Linked DNA regions of Mus musculus: all the other regions are linked to region 3. Evidence: chromatin loops called from intact Hi-C (ENCODE). Cell type or tissue: left cerebral cortex. All regions are shown on one strand. Each heading gives the region's core, and the rest is flanking DNA. Links, peaks and the distances in the headings are about the cores only.

Evidence for each region. Hi-C counts contacts between places; a loop is a spot of excess contacts. Peaks named below come from ENCODE experiments on the same cell type or tissue, not always from the same donor. Only the 100,000 strongest peaks of a DNase experiment are listed, where the experiment ranks them.
Region 1: a loop joins it to region 3, with 2.3 times the contacts of the local background. A loop is called at or near these places in 6 of 42 quality-filtered maps.
Region 2: a loop joins it to region 3, with 2.6 times the contacts of the local background. A loop is called at or near these places in 6 of 42 quality-filtered maps.

Annotation. Positions count from the first base shown.
Region 1 is chr11:52,055,161-52,060,451 of GRCm38, forward strand. The region is part of intron 13 of Cdkl3 (cyclin-dependent kinase-like 3); the gene reads left to right. Among named protein-coding and RNA genes, the nearest start is that of Ppp2ca, 41 kb to the right of the region's middle. In left cerebral cortex, for the core only: a CTCF peak has its summit at 2,107; a DNase peak (open chromatin) is centred at 2,243.
Region 2 is chr11:52,040,529-52,045,819 of GRCm38, forward strand. It overlaps Cdkl3 (cyclin-dependent kinase-like 3), which reads left to right. Exons shown (of 14, transcript NM_001166654.1): 13 at 33-92. The coding sequence ends at 65. Among named protein-coding and RNA genes, the nearest start is that of Cdkl3, 39 kb to the left of the region's middle. In left cerebral cortex, for the core only: a CTCF peak has its summit at 2,925 (motif pointing right); no DNase peak of the experiment used is centred there.
Region 3 is chr11:52,343,579-52,348,869 of GRCm38, forward strand. No RefSeq gene overlaps it. Among named protein-coding and RNA genes, the nearest start is that of Gm51894, 12 kb to the right of the region's middle. In left cerebral cortex, for the core only: CTCF peaks have their summits at 2,872 (motif pointing left) and 3,751 (motif pointing right); a DNase peak (open chromatin) is centred at 2,879; H3K4me3 peaks cover 348 bases; H3K27ac peaks cover 760 bases.

The DNA.
Region 1 (5,291 bases), core at 468-4,467, 290 kb before region 3:
ACACCTTACAACACTGAACCTCTTCACAGTGAAGGAGATGGGGATATGGGGAGTGGCTCCTGATCATGGGCTCTTCTGGTACTGTCACACAGAGTCCCATCCTAAGGCATCCAGCCTTGTGAGATGCTGGACCAGCCTTTGTACATCAGAGGAAATGCAAAGAATGATGGGCTATTCTGTGGGCTGTATACTAAGTCAGAGATCTTTTAGAGTACTTATCCAACAGGCAAGATACTTGAGTGTGGGAGTCAGGCATGGGACCAGAAGTAGTTCCAGTGACCATCGCTCCTAACATAGGGGCTCACACACCACTTAGAGTGTGTTGTGTTCCCATTCCTATAATCTTGAGCTTTGGAGACATGGAATTCCTCATCTCAAAAAAAAAAAAAAAAAAAAAAAAAGGGCATGCTCCTGTCAAGTCCTAGCAAGATTCCCAGTTAAAAGTTATAACTGCCAAGGCATTTCTTGTGTCCAGAGACTAGCAGACAGGAAGAAAGTCACCATTCTGACAGAATAAGAACAGGCTGCTGTAGTCAGCAGAACTGGGCAGGACTACGGTGTACCTTTTAATTTTTTCAAAGTCTACTTTTTAAAAAAAAAGATTTATTTATTTATTATATGTAAGTACACTGTAGCTGTCTTCAGACGCACCAGAAGAGGGCATCAGATCTCTGTTACAGGTGGTTGTGAGCCACCATGTGGTTGCTGGGATTTGAACTTCGGACCTTTGGAAGAGCAGTCGGGTGCTCTTACCCCCTGAGCCATCTCACCAGCCCCAAAGTCTACTTTTAATGATGGTTCTTAAGTGCTTTAACCTCCCTTTTAGCCCACCACCCACCAGAGGTGGTGGGAAAGAAAGGATATGGGGGAAGTGGACCTGTTTAGAAAGGTTCTTTGGAACAGCTCCTACAGGTCAGCAGCAGCAGCTCGATCCACTCACAAACACTTCAGGGATACATCAGCAGTCCAGTTCGGTAGAGTCAGGATAGCGAATATGAATCAGCAGTGGTGGCTCTACCCAGCAGAGACAGCCAGGCCTCAGCCTCAGCCTCAGCACGAATCAGCAGCATGAGGGACCCAGAATGCCAAGAGTTGTACTCAGCTGTGTCTCTCTCAGTGAAGCAGAGATCAGCAAAGACTCGAGACCTACAGCATTTCACAGCTTGCTCTATAAGCAAGCCTAGCTCAGCCTCTGTCACTATCAAGTTCTATTTATACTTCCTCCAAACGTCATGTGTCCTCCATGGGTCTTGCCTCAGCACTCGCCTTGCTTGCTTCAGTACATGTGTGTGTCTCAGCTGACATCACTCTGCCAATCAGCCCAAGTCCTTGAAATCGACAAGAAAAAAAATTAGATAATGGCACACCAAGAAGTTTTTTTGGTGCATTTCTTTCTATGGGATCCCAAGAAATGCAGCTCAACTCCAGTGTAAGGCCGACCAATACATGTTTGTCCTTAGCAAAGAACCCATCACATGTCCTTTCACGTGCTTGCTTTAGCAGAAGATCCTTTTCACCTGTGTCTGCTTCAGTGAAATGTTCCTTCACGAGTCTGTCTTAGGCCACTTAGGAAAACACTCCTTCATGTGCTTGCCCCAGCGAAACACCAGCCAGCACAATTGACCCTCCTTAGAACCCTTATGATTCCACTTCATTCCTGTGACATGAAGAGGACAGAGTGGTGTATGTGTGAACAAAAAGTAGCCATGTCAGTGTCTCTTGCTGTTACTTCACAGTTCCGTTAACTGAATGGACATACAAGGCAGCCTCCAACTGGGAAGATACTCTTGCCAAGAGGGTCAGGAGACTTGGAAACAGAGGTTTCTGCACCATCATATTTGCCCTGAGAGCTTGTAAAGACCCAGTTGTTAGTTCAGTGGACCATGAGACAGCTGGGGTCTGAGCTGCTGGCCTGAGATCAGCTGTCTGTTTCCTGAATTCTCCCCAGGAAGAAAAAGTAATGGGAACCATGGAAATGACCCTCTCTCCAAATTTGGAGTAAATGTATTTTGGTGGATATTTGGGGGCCTCCAAAACGTACCTCTTAGACTTGGGGAGAAGTTGTTTCCTGATAGCCTCACTGTTGCACCCTGCAGTGCAATACTGAGTTTGCATTGAGGCCACACTTCCTGCATTCATCCCTGACTGGCTCCTCAGGAACCAGAAGGTTCTCCTCCTCCGGAGAACACAGGATGCTACTGGAGTCTTTCCCCTTTCACACAGGTCTGATCTGCATTGCAGCCGGCCTTCCAGCTGCCTCTGGCTCCTTTCTCACTCTTACTGCAGTTCCTTGGACAGATGTCTTCTGTGGCAAGTCCCCTTCTTGCCATATGGCTTTTTGTGCTGTCAAGCTGACAAACTATGCTGAGGGGAGGAATTTACAAAACCAAAGAATCAAAGACTATGCTTGTCTTGCATGCATGATACCCTGGTCTGACATCCCCCCGAATACCCCACAATCCAAATGGAGCTTTCTAAAGCCAAAAGAAATGATACATCTCCTTAAGACAAGTAGAAAATACTCAAATTAGATGATAAGGATCAAAATGAAATTAAACAAACAAAAAATAACAAAACGGGGAAAAGTGAAGTTGAGACAATATTAAGGGAACATGCTCTTGTACTCCAGAAGGAAGAGAAGGGGGAGAAGAAATAATAGCTGAGATATTTTTAAATGTGAGGAAAACTATAAGTCCTCTATCTGGAGATATTTAAATTGCTAGGAATTAGAGCATTAAGTCACAAGATATATAGATACTCACCAATGACCATGTCACTCTGAATGTGCCTGATCTCAGAAGATGAGCAGTATTGGCCCTCAGTGATACTTGGATAGGTGAAAGGGACGTGCCATCCACAAGGAGGCATGTGGTGAAGCACCAGGGCTTATGGGGGGTGGGGGTGGGGGGAGAGGCTGGTACATGGAGGGAAACCAGGCCAGACTGTTTACTGTGGCATCTTGGGAAAGAACAGGAGAGACAAGGTAAGAAGTTGTAAGGTGGGAGTTTGGTTTTGTTTAGATATTGCTATTGTTGTGCTGGTTGGGAACTCAGTACACAGCCCACATTGACCTTGAACTCATGTTCCTCCAGTGTCAGCCTCCTGAGTGTTGGGAATACCGAAGTGTGTTATTAGTTGGCTAGAATGGGCTGGCATGAGTCATGGTGGAGGTCTTGGGGTGAAGGGGCTCTCCTGCATTGTCTCCTGACTGATGCCGCTGTGGTTAGAGCAATGGGAAGTGCTCTGAGTGTATGGGGTTGGAGAAAATGTGCATGGAGGATGGGCTGTGGGTAAGTTGTGAATGGCACAATGGCAAGTGAGAGCTGTACTGTCTCTAGAATTGTCTCATGCCGGGGAGGGAGGCAGACAATAGTCCCTTGAGGATAGGAAGGGACCCGTGTGAAGAAGTCTATAACTCAGTATGATCACTGTGTTAGCTGGTTTTTATTTTCAGGAGGGATTCCCTAGATCAGATTGGCCTGTGGCTACATTTGTGAGAAGCTGTCTTGACTGTTGATTGATGTGGGGCCTAACTGACCGGTTATGGGTGGCACCATTCTTAGGCCATTGGACTTGGGCTAAGAAAGCTGAATGTGAACAAGCCAGTAAGCTGCCTTCCTCCACAGTTCCTGCTCCAGGCTCCTGCCCTTGGGTTCCTGCACTGACTTCCCTAATGATGGGCTGTTGTCAAGAAGTATTAGCTGAAATAGATCCTTTCTTTCTCAAGGTGTGTTCTGTCATAGTGTTTATCACAGCTCAAAAAGCAAACTCAGAGAATTTACTCAATTCTTAAAGTGAGCAAAGGAATTTGCATGGGCTGAATTGTAACCCACCATGCCCATCTTTGTCAGTCTTACTTGTTGAAACCCTAACCCTACATGTGTACTAGTTTTGAAGACGGGTTTTTGCTAAAGTAATTAAGCCTACCTGAAGTCGTAAGGATAGACCTTGATCTGATAGGGTCAGTGTCCTTGGAAGAAGAGATGCTAGAGACTCAGGGTGTAGATTAACAATAAAAACCAGCTGAGCAGGCTCGGAGCCAGGGCTGTTTGCAGTGAACAGTGAACACCTGCGAGCCAGGAGTGCTGTCAGCAGCTCCTGCCCAGGCTGGCACTGTGAACTTGCATTTGCAGCCTCTAGAGTTACCAGAAAATAAATGTCTGCTGAGGGATTCTGTGATGACATTTGCTCGTGGAAGGCCATACTAATTAAGGCAGGATTTGAGTAGAGAGTTCTCTGAGGAAGATGTACAGGTGGCTAGTATCTTTAATAAGCTCGAAAGTATTTAGTTCTCAGAGAATTGTACATCAAACTTCAAATTAGATGCAATTTTACTATCCCTAGGATAGACAGAAGACCATGTAATAACAAACACCAGTTAGACCCTGGAGAAATTAGAATCTTCCTACACACTGAAGTTGGGGCAGAGAGTAATGGGAGTGTTTTGGAAAAAAAAAAAAAAAGTCTGGTCAATCCTCAACTGGTTGCACAAAAGTTCTGCTCCTGTGTATGTCCAATAGAAGTGAAAGCAATCATCGACAAAGAAACGTGAGCAGAACTGTGTCATGTCCATGGGGCAGAGTAATATCTGTTCATAGAAAGGAAAAGGGTGGCTGGCAAGGCAGCTCAGCAGGTAACGATGCAGTGCAAGCCTGGGACCCGAGTGTCAGCCCCAGAGGGAAAGAATCAACTTTACAGCTATCTTCAGGTCCCCAGACACATACTGTGCTACATGCAGCACCCCTCCACATCATACATGGGTGCATGCATGCACCCATAATGATGATAACATTTGAAGGAGTTAAGTACTGACGCTCGCTAAAACATGGAATAACCTTGAAAAAAAATAGAAAGGCAGGCTTAGTGGTGCATGCCTTTAATCCCATCACTCAGGAGGCAGAAGCAGCCAGTTGAGGCTGGACTGATCTACATAGTTACAGGGCAGGCAAGGATACTTAGTGAGACCTTGTCTCAGAAAAACCGAAAAGAAATAAAAAAAGAGCTGGGCAGTGGTGGCCCACACCTTTAATCCCAGCACTTGGGAGGCAGAGGCAGGCAGATTTCTGAGTTCGAGGCCAGCCTGGTCTACATAGTAAGTTCCAGGACAGCCAGGGCTACGCAGAGAAACCCTGTCTCGAAGACAAAAACAAAAACAAACAAAAGAAATAAAAAAGAAAGTTACAAGAGCCACTTAAATATATAAATGGTTCAGATACTCCAGTTACAAAACTGAAAATTACCCAGTTGAAAACCTGGACAGCTTTACAGTAGAGGGAAGGGGAAGCACGCAG
Region 2 (5,291 bases), core at 468-4,467, 300 kb before region 3:
GTTAGCCTGCTGATGTCTTTTCCCCCCCTCAGCAGTCAGCACGGCACCTTCCAGGACAGTGCTAACTAGCCAGCCGGGAAGAAACGTTCTTGGTAAGTACCAACTTGATTTCTCCATGACTTGGGACAAAAGTATGTGGTGTCTTTAACAGTGGGGGGCTCACCATTAAGTTCTAGTGTGCACTGGCAGTAGCCTATATGGTTTTTGGAGTCTTAAAAAAGTTTTGATTCAGGGTCATGAATGTAGCATAGTTGGTCGAGTGTTTGCCTAGCATGCATGAAACCCTGGGTTCAGTCTCTTGCACTGTATAAACCAGACATGTGGCACACATGAGGACCTATAAAACAAAACAAAAGAAAAAAAAAGAAGAAAACCCCACCTATCACCCCCAAAAAGCATATGGGGGCCAGAAGATGGCTCAGTGAGTAAGAGCTCTTGCTGTTCTTGTGAAAGAGCTATGTTTGGTTCCCAGCACCCACACAGGCTCAGAACTGCCTATAATGACAGTGCCCGGAAATCTGACCCTCTCTTCTGGCCTGTGTCATTCAGTGCATAGACATAGGAACACATTACACCAGTGTGTAGGGACTCTGAAGAGAAGGAAGGCTGCTCCAACTCAACCGTGCTGTCTGAAGGGCAAACTAAAGGCCCCTCCAGGGGGACTGGGCCACCTTACTAAGGTCCACAGAATTGTAGAGAGAAATAATTGAGGAATCTTAGGTGAATGAGGAGCTGCAGTTCAAGGTGATTATAAACAAGAAAGCATTCTTTAAATTTTTTAAATAAGGGTTGGAGAGATGGCTCAGCGGTTTAGAGCACTGACTGCTCTTCCAGAGGTCCTGAGTTCAAATCCCAGCAACCACATGGTGGATCACAGCCACCTGTAATGGGATCTGATCTCCTCTTCTGGTGTGTCCAAAGAGAGCATCGGTGTACTCACATACATAAGATAAATAAATCTTTAAGAAAAATTGTTTTAAATAAATTATTTTTTTTAAAAAAGACTACATGTAAAGATACACACACATTAATGCTGGGCTATATGATTTCAAGAAAGCAGCCTTCTCATGGAAAGCAAGGCACAGAAAGAACCTATTCTCTTGGCTCTAGCTGCATATGTATCAAAAGATGGCCTAGTCGGCCATCACTGGAAAGAGAGGCCCATTGGACACGCAAACTTTATATGCCCCAGAACAGGGGAACGCCAGGGCCAAAAAGGGGGAGTGGGCGGGTAGGAGAGTGGGGGTGGATGGGTATGGGGGACTTTTGGTATAGCATTGGAAATGTAAATGAGCTAAATACCTAATAAAAAATGAAAAAAAGAAAAAAAAAAAAAAAAAAGAACCTATTCTCTGTTCCCAACCTCCTAACAGGTAGGAGAGCAGATAAACTGTGACCATGGAGACAGGTCTACAACGATTCTTCTTTCTCTGAAAACATAATCCTGAGGTGACGGGTAGCACTCAGGCCACACTGACAAGGAAAGTAGTTAACAAGCTCTTCGAGCTAAAACTAGGCTCATCTAATAGGTTAGTTTTTATTTTAGAATTGGTAAGAGGTAGTTGTTATAGATTATGTTTCCTCTCCTCTCTGTGTGGTGGTGTTGGCATTGGCTTGTTTTGTTTTTGAGACTCTCATGTATTCCTATAGTTTGATTTCTTATTCGGACAGCCTGGCAAACTAGCATATCACTCATATCATTTTAAATGTCTTAGATTATAAAAAGGACAAATTTGTTCCTCCCTAGCCTAGATGTCCTGAAACTCCACATTCAGATTTTCAAGTGTCCAGTGACACTGAGACATGTAAGAGGCGTGTCAAACTCAGTGCACTGGTGACAAGGGTCTCTGACCATGTCCCCTCTTCCTCAGTCATTCCACAATTGCAGGTGACAGCAACTCCTTTCTATTTGTTGCTCAGGAAAAAATTTGTGGAGTTAGCTTCTACTCTTCTCTTACCTCCACCTTTCAGATCTGTCTTGAAGCAGTTCCAGGGTGTAAGCACTTGACTGTTCGCTGTTTTTATGACATCCCTTGCCAGGCTCGCTAGGAAGGCCCTCGCAGGCCTTCATGCTCTTGCTCTTTTTCAACTGTCAGTTTCTTTCCAATTCTTTCTTCCCAGTTCTACCAGAATGCTCCTAAAAGTCCTCAGATATGTTGCTTTGTCAGCACACAGAGGTTAGGTGGCTGCCTCCCCACAAGTCTGCCTTCTCCCTCTTTTGGTTTCATTTACTGCTTTCCTGTCATTCCACCCTGACCTAGAAGGTCAGTCGTCCAGTGCCCTTGTTCCCCTGAGTCTCTGTGCTTAGAAATCCCACCCCCAGTCGGGTGACTTCAGGGTCTCCTCACTGTCCACTCGTCCGGGGAAGGCTGCTGTCCATCTGTGCTTCTATATAAGCAACATGTTGCTTCCATTTCCACCCCACTCCCATATCTTGTATGACTTTTGTATAGCACTTGCCAGTCTGGTAAGCTCCTTTCTGTTGTTTATCTTGCCTACTGAAATCTACTTTCAGACGAGCAGGGTCTACTGCATAATTCACTGCCGTATTCCCCATGCCTAGAGCAGGGCTCAGAATACATTGGCGCTCAAGAACATTTGATTTGTGGTGAATAAAATTTAAGCACCACACATGCTAAGCCCTCAGGAAAGCAAAAGGAGCATGCCAACATGTCTTTCTGTTGTTTGGCTTTTTGTTTGGCATAGGGTCTCACTGTATCACAGGTTTGTCCTGAGCTCTGAACTCATGTAACTCTTCTGACTCCCTTTCTTGTAGCTTGGACTACAAGCACACGCTACTGAGCCTACATGCAGTGTGATAGTATTAATTTCATTTTCTGTATCCCAGAAGATAGATTATAGTAGGTCCTTAGACGCTGTCAGATGGGCTACATATGACTTCCTCATTTCTATGTTTCCTCCAGAGGGAGCCCAAAGTCTAGCCTTTTCAGGCCTCCTGGTAGGAGGGAGGGCAAGCAGTAGGTCCCCTGTTGGACTGGACTAGGTTCTGAAGATGGGTACTGAATCCATCAGTGCTTTTTGCTTACAATCCCCTAAATGAGGATGGGTCTCCTCCGGGATGATTCCTAATCTTGGGATATTTCAGAGCAAACCTGGAGCAGCTTTCATGTGGGCCCCACACATTTACACTTCAGCAGCTCCTTTGGGTAATTTCTTTGCAGTACTAATTATTACACTGAAATGGATTGTGTTATCATGCTAAAATGCCTTGTGACAAAACACGGTTTATTATGGAATAATTTTGCCATCAATAGCCCCTGGGTTGTTTTTTAATTTGGAAAGCCATTTCCTTTCGTCTTTCTCTCTTCTCCAAATCCATCTAGTAGGATCAGAACATTCATCGAAACTCTTATACCTTTACAATTCTGCAGATCCTTTCATTGAAAAAAAATGTATTGAACAAACACTCCTCTTTTATTAAAAGCCATAAAGAGTGTAACATCAGTCCAGATGAGCATCAGAGTGCCTGAATGAAGAGGCACACTCAGTGGTCAGCACCTCTGCCGCTGCCTTTTCCCCTTAAGAGAGATTTATTTATGTACTTATGTAGATAGTATGTATCAAAGGCGTGTGCTACCACGCCCGGCCAATGAGTGCTCTTAACCTCTGAGCCATCTCTCTAGGTTCACCTTTACCATTTCTTTACATTTTACATGTATGATTGTTTGGCTTCATGTATGTCTGTGTACCACATGTGTGCCTGGTGCCCACAAAAGCTAGAAGAGGGCATTGGAATTACAGGTGGTCACCATGTGGCTGCTGTGAATTGAGCCCCCAGTTCTTAGGAAGAGCAGCCAAATTGCTGAGTCATCTCTCCAACCCCCTTTACCATTTCTTAACTGGGTAGCTGTGTGTGTGTGTGTGTGTGTGTGTGTGTGTGTGTGTGTGTGTGTGTGTCTGCATGTGTGTGCATGTGTGTGTGTGTGTGTGTGTGTGTGTGTATTGTTATGTTGCCTCAGGTTTTTCAGTTGGAAAATGGGACAATAGCTTACACACACACACACACACACACACACACACACACACACACACACACACAAAGTAAATTAACATTAAAAAGAATAGATTTAGCAGCCGGGCTTGGTGGTGCACACCTTTGACCCCAGCACTTGGGAGGCAGAGGCAGGCGGATTTCTGAGTTCAAGGCCAGCCTGGTCTACAGAGTGAGTTCTAGGACAGCCAGGGCTATACAGAGAAACCCTGCTGTCTCGGAAAAAAAATTTTTTTTCCTGAGAGACATTAAGTTGTTTTAGTGTATATGAATTGTTTTGGCTGCATGTATGTGCTGGCCTCATACACAAGCCAGAAAGGGCATCAAATTCCTTGGAACTGGAGTTTCAGACATTGTGAGCTGCCATGTGAATGCTAGAAACAGAGACTGAGTCCTCTTAACCGCTGGGCTCCGTTTTTTTGGAGATATTGTGAGAATTCCTGAGATAAGGCTTAACAGACCAAAGACGTAGTAGCTTTGTCCTGATCAAGTTCAGTTATCTGTAGGCCTGTAGAATACCTTTGGGGAAGGCGAGCTGTGCTTCTTGGTTTTGCTCTAATGTGTAAGTTGTCAGAGCACATTGTGACTTCTTTACTTTGGGAATAAATTCAGCATGGACGTGCCCTCTGCCCTGTGGCGTGTTGAGGAGTTGCATTTGCTTTAGACATGAAGCTGGGACAGGTGATAACAACCCAGTGTCTGCTCTGTGTGCACAAGATGTTTTACTAGAAATGAGAAGAGACTTTGTATTCAGAGGGTCTTTGTGTGTTTGTTTCGTTGGTTAATTTTGTTTTCAGAGTCTTGTGTAATGTAACCCAGGCTGACTTCAATCTTGTTGTGTAGCCCAGGCTGGCCTCTAACTCATTATCCCCCTACCTCACCGGAAGGTCTGAGCTACCATGAGTGTATGAATTTAGAATGTAAAAAAGACATGGTTGGAGAGATATTTTGGAGATTAAGAGCACTGACTGTTCTTTCAGAAGATCTGTGTTTGATTCCCAGAACCGACACGGTGTCTCACAACCATCTGTAACTCCAGTTTCAGGGGATCCAACACTCTCTCCTGTTCTTTGCCAGCACCAGGCATAGGCATGGTACAGAGGTAAAACACACATATTCATAAGAAATAAAATAACCCTAAAGATAAACATGTGTGTCTGCTGCTGCTCTTGGGAAGAAAGTCGGTGTAGAGACACAGTGGCCCTCTAGTGCTCCCCCTCTCACAGAGCCGTATTACTGCTGCAGTCATCCATTAAGACCATAGGCCAGAGGTTTGGTT
Region 3 (5,291 bases), core at 638-4,637:
TGGATGGGAGACACCCCAGGCGCCTTCCACAGAGCTTTACTTCGCTGGTGTGGAATCTCCCTTCATTGCTAAGGGCTCAGAGGCCTTCAAACCAGTGGACAGTGACCACCGGAATGGAGCACCGCGCAGATCACCCACGGAGCCCATGATAGACCCTCACATCATTGTCTGTGCTGTTTCACTAATTCCCAGTTTTCATTCAGAGCCTTTATTAATTTATTTTATGTCTTTATTTTTGGGCTAATATCTTGTCCTGTTATTTAACGTGGTGTGTGTGTGTGTGTGTGTGTGTGTGTGTGTGTTAGTCACACGTGAGCATGAGCACATTTGCCCTGGCATAGATGTGAAGGGTCAGGAATCAGCCCTGTCCTACAGTGTGTTCTGGGGATTGACCTCAGGCCCTCAGGCTTCTGTGGCAAGCACTTTACCCACTGGGCCGTCCTGTCAGCCTTACTTTGAGCCAGGGTCTCTACTGAATCTGGAGCTTATCGGTTCAAGACCAGCATATCTTTCAGAGAATACAATTTAATTTACTATGTATAACATAGTTAAGTTGCTGGCCCCAAATATCCTTCTGAAAAACAAATGTCCTAGTATCTGGTACTTTTTATCTTTATTTTTCTTTTCTTTTTTTCTTTCTCTTTTTTTTTGTTTATTTTTGTTTATTTTTTGTGGATTTTGTTGTCATTTTGTTTTGGAGAAAGAGTTTCTCTGTAACAGCCCTTGCTGTCCTGGAACTCTATGGACTAGGCTGGCCTTGAACTCACAGAGCTGCCCCCTCACCCCATGGCGTTCTGATATAAAACAAATGTGCCACCATGCCCGGCCCTTGTGGGTTTTTTTTGTTTTGTTTTTGTTTTTGTTTTTGAGGCAGTGGTCTCACCACGTATCTCTGGCTGTCCTGGAATTCACTCTGTAGATCAAGCTTGCCTCACTCACAGAGATCTGCCTTCCTCTGCCTCTGCCTCCCCAGAGCTGGAATTAAAGGTGTACACCACTAGCAGTGGCTAGCTAGAATATTGTTATTTTTATGTTTTAGTTATTTGTTTGTCTGCTTATATATTTGGTGGTGGTGGGAGGGTTTGGGTCTACATGAATATGAAAATCAGAGGACATTTGGGACCCACCCTTTGGATTCCAAGGAGTAAGCTGATCCCAGCTGTCAAGCTTGACAGGAAGCATCCCTACCCACTAAGCCACCCCACCACCCCTACATTTGTTTCTTTATGCTGCTCTGAATTAGCACACATTTGGTGGTCCAAAGAAACACCATTTTGAGTCAGGAGTGTTGGTACACACCTAGAATCCCAACCCTTTCGAGACAGGAGCAAGAGGATGACCAAGGCCGCTCCGGGCCACATTAAGTATGAGGCCATCCACGCCTATAGCCTGAGACCCTGTCTCAACAAGACCAAACAATATTTACAGTGCTGGCAGCCAGAAACCTAAAATGGCTTCCCTGGGTAGGCACAAAAGTGTCGTCAGGCAGGCTTCCTCCCTGGCTCTCAGGGATATCCTTATGTTTGTCTTCTTCAGCCTGAGGAGTTATGGTTCCTGCCATGTAGCCTCTTCCTCCAACTTCAAAGCCAGCAGGTGACGTCTTCTCTTGTCACTGGAGCTTCTTCAGAGCAGGCGCTCCTGTCTCCCTGTGTGAGGACACAGATGAGTAGACACGGGGGCGGTCCCATGAGATAAGGAATTCCTATTGCCTCTGGGTGAGGGGGTAGCACACACTTTTAATCCCAGCACTGGAGAGGCAGAAGCAGGTGGATCTCTGGAGGCTCCTGGTCTACAGAGCGAGTTCCAGGACAGTCAGAGCTACATAGAGAAGCCCTGTCCCAAGGAATCCAAAGAAGAATTCCCATTGCCTCCATGTGGTCTATCACATGCAACACATCGATCCCCTATCCATAGTGATGTAGTGCAGGCACACCCACTGAACTGCTAGTAACGGAAAAATAGAACGCACGGGGTGCTGGAGAGATAGCTCAGTGGTTAGGAGTGCTTGCTGCACGTGCAGAGAGCAGAGCTTGGCTTCCAGAACCCATATCTCTGGCCCCACACTCCATCATGGCTGTTAAAGTCGATCTCTGTCTGTGCCATTCTATCTTAGTCTCTCAGTTGTCCCCAAGACCATACTTCTCACTTCACAGAGACATCATCTCTCTCTGAAGCCTGATCTCCTGGAAGGAAGGCAAGGACTTTGGCATGCCTGGTCCCTCCAAGGTCCGGCACAGAGGCCTGCCCATGCCCCCCCCCCCCAGCATTATCCCTTGATTGGCTTCAGGAAGGTAAGGTTTATTCTGGTTTGAGGGTACTCCGTTGTGGTGGGGAAGGCTTGGGGGCAGGAGTGTGTGGATTCTAGTCACACTGCATCTGCGGGTAGGAGATGGGAAGGGGTGCCAGTGGTCGGTTTGCTCTTTCCTTTCCTCCTGTTTGATTCAGTCTTGCCCTCCCCCCCCCCCCCCGCGTCCCTGCCCCCAGTCATGGGATGGTACCGCCTACATCCAGGGTCTTCCCTCCTCTGTGCAACCGCCACACACGGGTGTGTTTCCTAGGTGATTCCAAACCCAGGCAGGTTGACAATGAAGATTAATTATGACAGCCTCCTACACCCAACCTGTGAAGATCAAAAATACCTCAAGAGGTTGCTAAAATGCTCCCCAGAAGCAAGGACTGAATCTCCTTTGGGATCGGGTCAGAGAGCCATCAGAACACGCTATTGGGGATGAAAGGCAACCCTAATCGTTTTCTTACTGGCCCCACTTTCCTCATCAGGAAAAAAGTGCACTGATGCCTGCAGGAAAATGAATTTTCTTCAAGAGATCACACAGGCTTCCAAGCAAGCAACCTGGGGTGGTGCTGCCACCTCTTGGTGAGTGGGTGGAAGTACATCCGTGGGCGTGGTTGGCAAGCTATTGCTACCTAGTAAGAGCCTCTCTATCTCTGCCAGGGAGCCCAAGTAAAGGCCAGGCAGAGTGGACAGAAATAGAGGAGTCAGCAAACACAGGGAATTTTATATCAATCAGTGGTGTTGAGAAGAAACCTGGTCTAGGTTCAATTCGCCCCTTTTCCTGTATCATTATGTATCTCCGACAAGAAAAGGACACCAAGAGCGATTTGCCCCACAATAGCTGCCCTTGACTAGATTGGTGGGCGTCCCAGAGGCTGTCCCCTCCCCCAAGATTGGCCTCTGTGGAAATCAGGAGGGTGGCGCAGCCAATGGTCGCACCTAGATCCGCCATCTTCCCCAGAGGCCACGCCTCCTCCGCCCTTTCCCCAGTTACAGCTAGAAACTCAGCTTCAGTCCGTGAAGTCTACGATTTCCACTTCATCTAATTCATTTGACCCACTGCCACCTTCATCTTAAGCCCGGCTTCCCTGGGACTGTACTTTAGTCTTCCATGACTCTGGCTGCAGTGTTCATGGGGCTGTATTCAGCTGTGTTTGGCTACGCCTAGAATCTTCTATGAGACTGCTACAGATTACATTCCTGTAGCATTCCTCTTTGGAGGAAAATGGGGTGAAGACGCTGCTAGGGGCCTTTCTCAGCTTCTTTTTAATTTTGATTTTCTTCTTCCTCTTCCTCTTCCTCTTCCTCCTCCTCCTCCTCCTCCTCCTCTTCTTCTTCTTCTTCTTCTTCTTCTTCTTCTTCTTCTTCTTCTTCTTCATGTATTTATTTATTATATGCAAGTACACTGTAGCTGTCTTCAGACATACCAGAAGAGGGCATCAGATCTCATTACAGATGGTTGTGAGCCACCATGTGGTTGCTAGGATTTGAACTCAGGATCTTCAGATGAGCAGTTGGTGCTCTTAACCTTAACCTCTGAGCCATCTCTCCAGCCCTTTTTTCTTCTTCTTAAACATAGTCTCATTGCATAACACTGACTGGGCTAGAACTTGCCATGTAGACCAGGCTAGCCTCAAACTCAGAGATCCAACTGCCTCTGTCTCCTGAGTGCTGGGTTTAAATGTGGGTCCAGTCAGTCTTCATTTTTGTTTTGTTTCGCTTTGCTTTTATGAGAAAATATCTCACGTGGTCCAGACTTCAACCTTTCTCTGACCTTGAACTCCTGATCATCCTTCCTGTACTCCAGAGTGCCTGGGTCACAGGCATGTGACACTGTGGCCAGTCTTTACATGCTATTTCTACGGCATTTTGAGCAAAGTCTATCTAATCCTTTGATTATTAGTTTTGCAAGGGCAGCGGCGGCACCCGATTCTCCCATATCCTGTTCTGGCTCAGTTCTTAGTGCTGGGGAGCAAGACTTTCAGTGGAAGCTGAGTGAGCGAGGGACATCTGAGGGAGAGGGACAGGACAGAAGCTGAGAGATGTCCGGGCATAGGTGTGCTTCCTCCTACCATGCAGGTCCCAGACCCTGAAGAAGGTACAGGGCTGTGGTGGTTTAAATGGGAATGGCTGCCAACAAGGGTGAGCACACACACACACACACACACACACACACACACACCTGCACATATGCCCCTGCACACACACTAAATTGTTGAGGTTTGGTTTTGGTATGTATTGTAATACTAAATACTGGTTCCCAGGGACAAGAGAATCTGCACACACATAAGAGATACCATGTAATCTTGCTCCCCAAGTTATCCCTGATTGGTGAATAAAGATGCCTACAGCCTATAACTGGACAGAAGAAAGATAGGTGGGGTTTGGGTTCCCGGGCTTGGAGTCTGAGGAGAGACCACAAGGAGGGAGTCTTAGATGGAGAGAGGGAAGATACTATGGGATAAATGAGTCATGAAAATATGGCCTTGAGGGCTGGCCAACTGGAGTTAAGAGCAGCCCAGATGGAACATGACAAGTTATAACTCGGGGTTATTGACAGGGAAGTAGATATAAAAGCTTAAAGGGTAGATATTTGCCCAGCTGTAGTGCATTAAGGGCTTATTATAAATATAAAGGTTGTGTGTCGGGGGCTGGAGAGATGGCTCAGCGGTTAAGAGCACTGACTGCTCTTCCAGAGGTCCTGAGTTCTATTCCCAGTAACCACATGGTGGCTCACAACCATCTGTAATGGGATCCAATGTCCTCTTCTGCTGTGTCTGACAGCTACAGTGTACTCATATAAATAAAATAAATACATCTTAAAAAAAAAAAAAAAGGTTGTGTGTCTTTTATCTGGGAACTGAATGATCACAGGCAGGGTAGGAACCCCCAGTTGAGATTGAATACTTACTACAACACTAAATATTTAGAAATACTAATTTATTTTTATCTTATATGCCTGAACATCTTGCCTGCATGTACATAAATGCCCCATGTG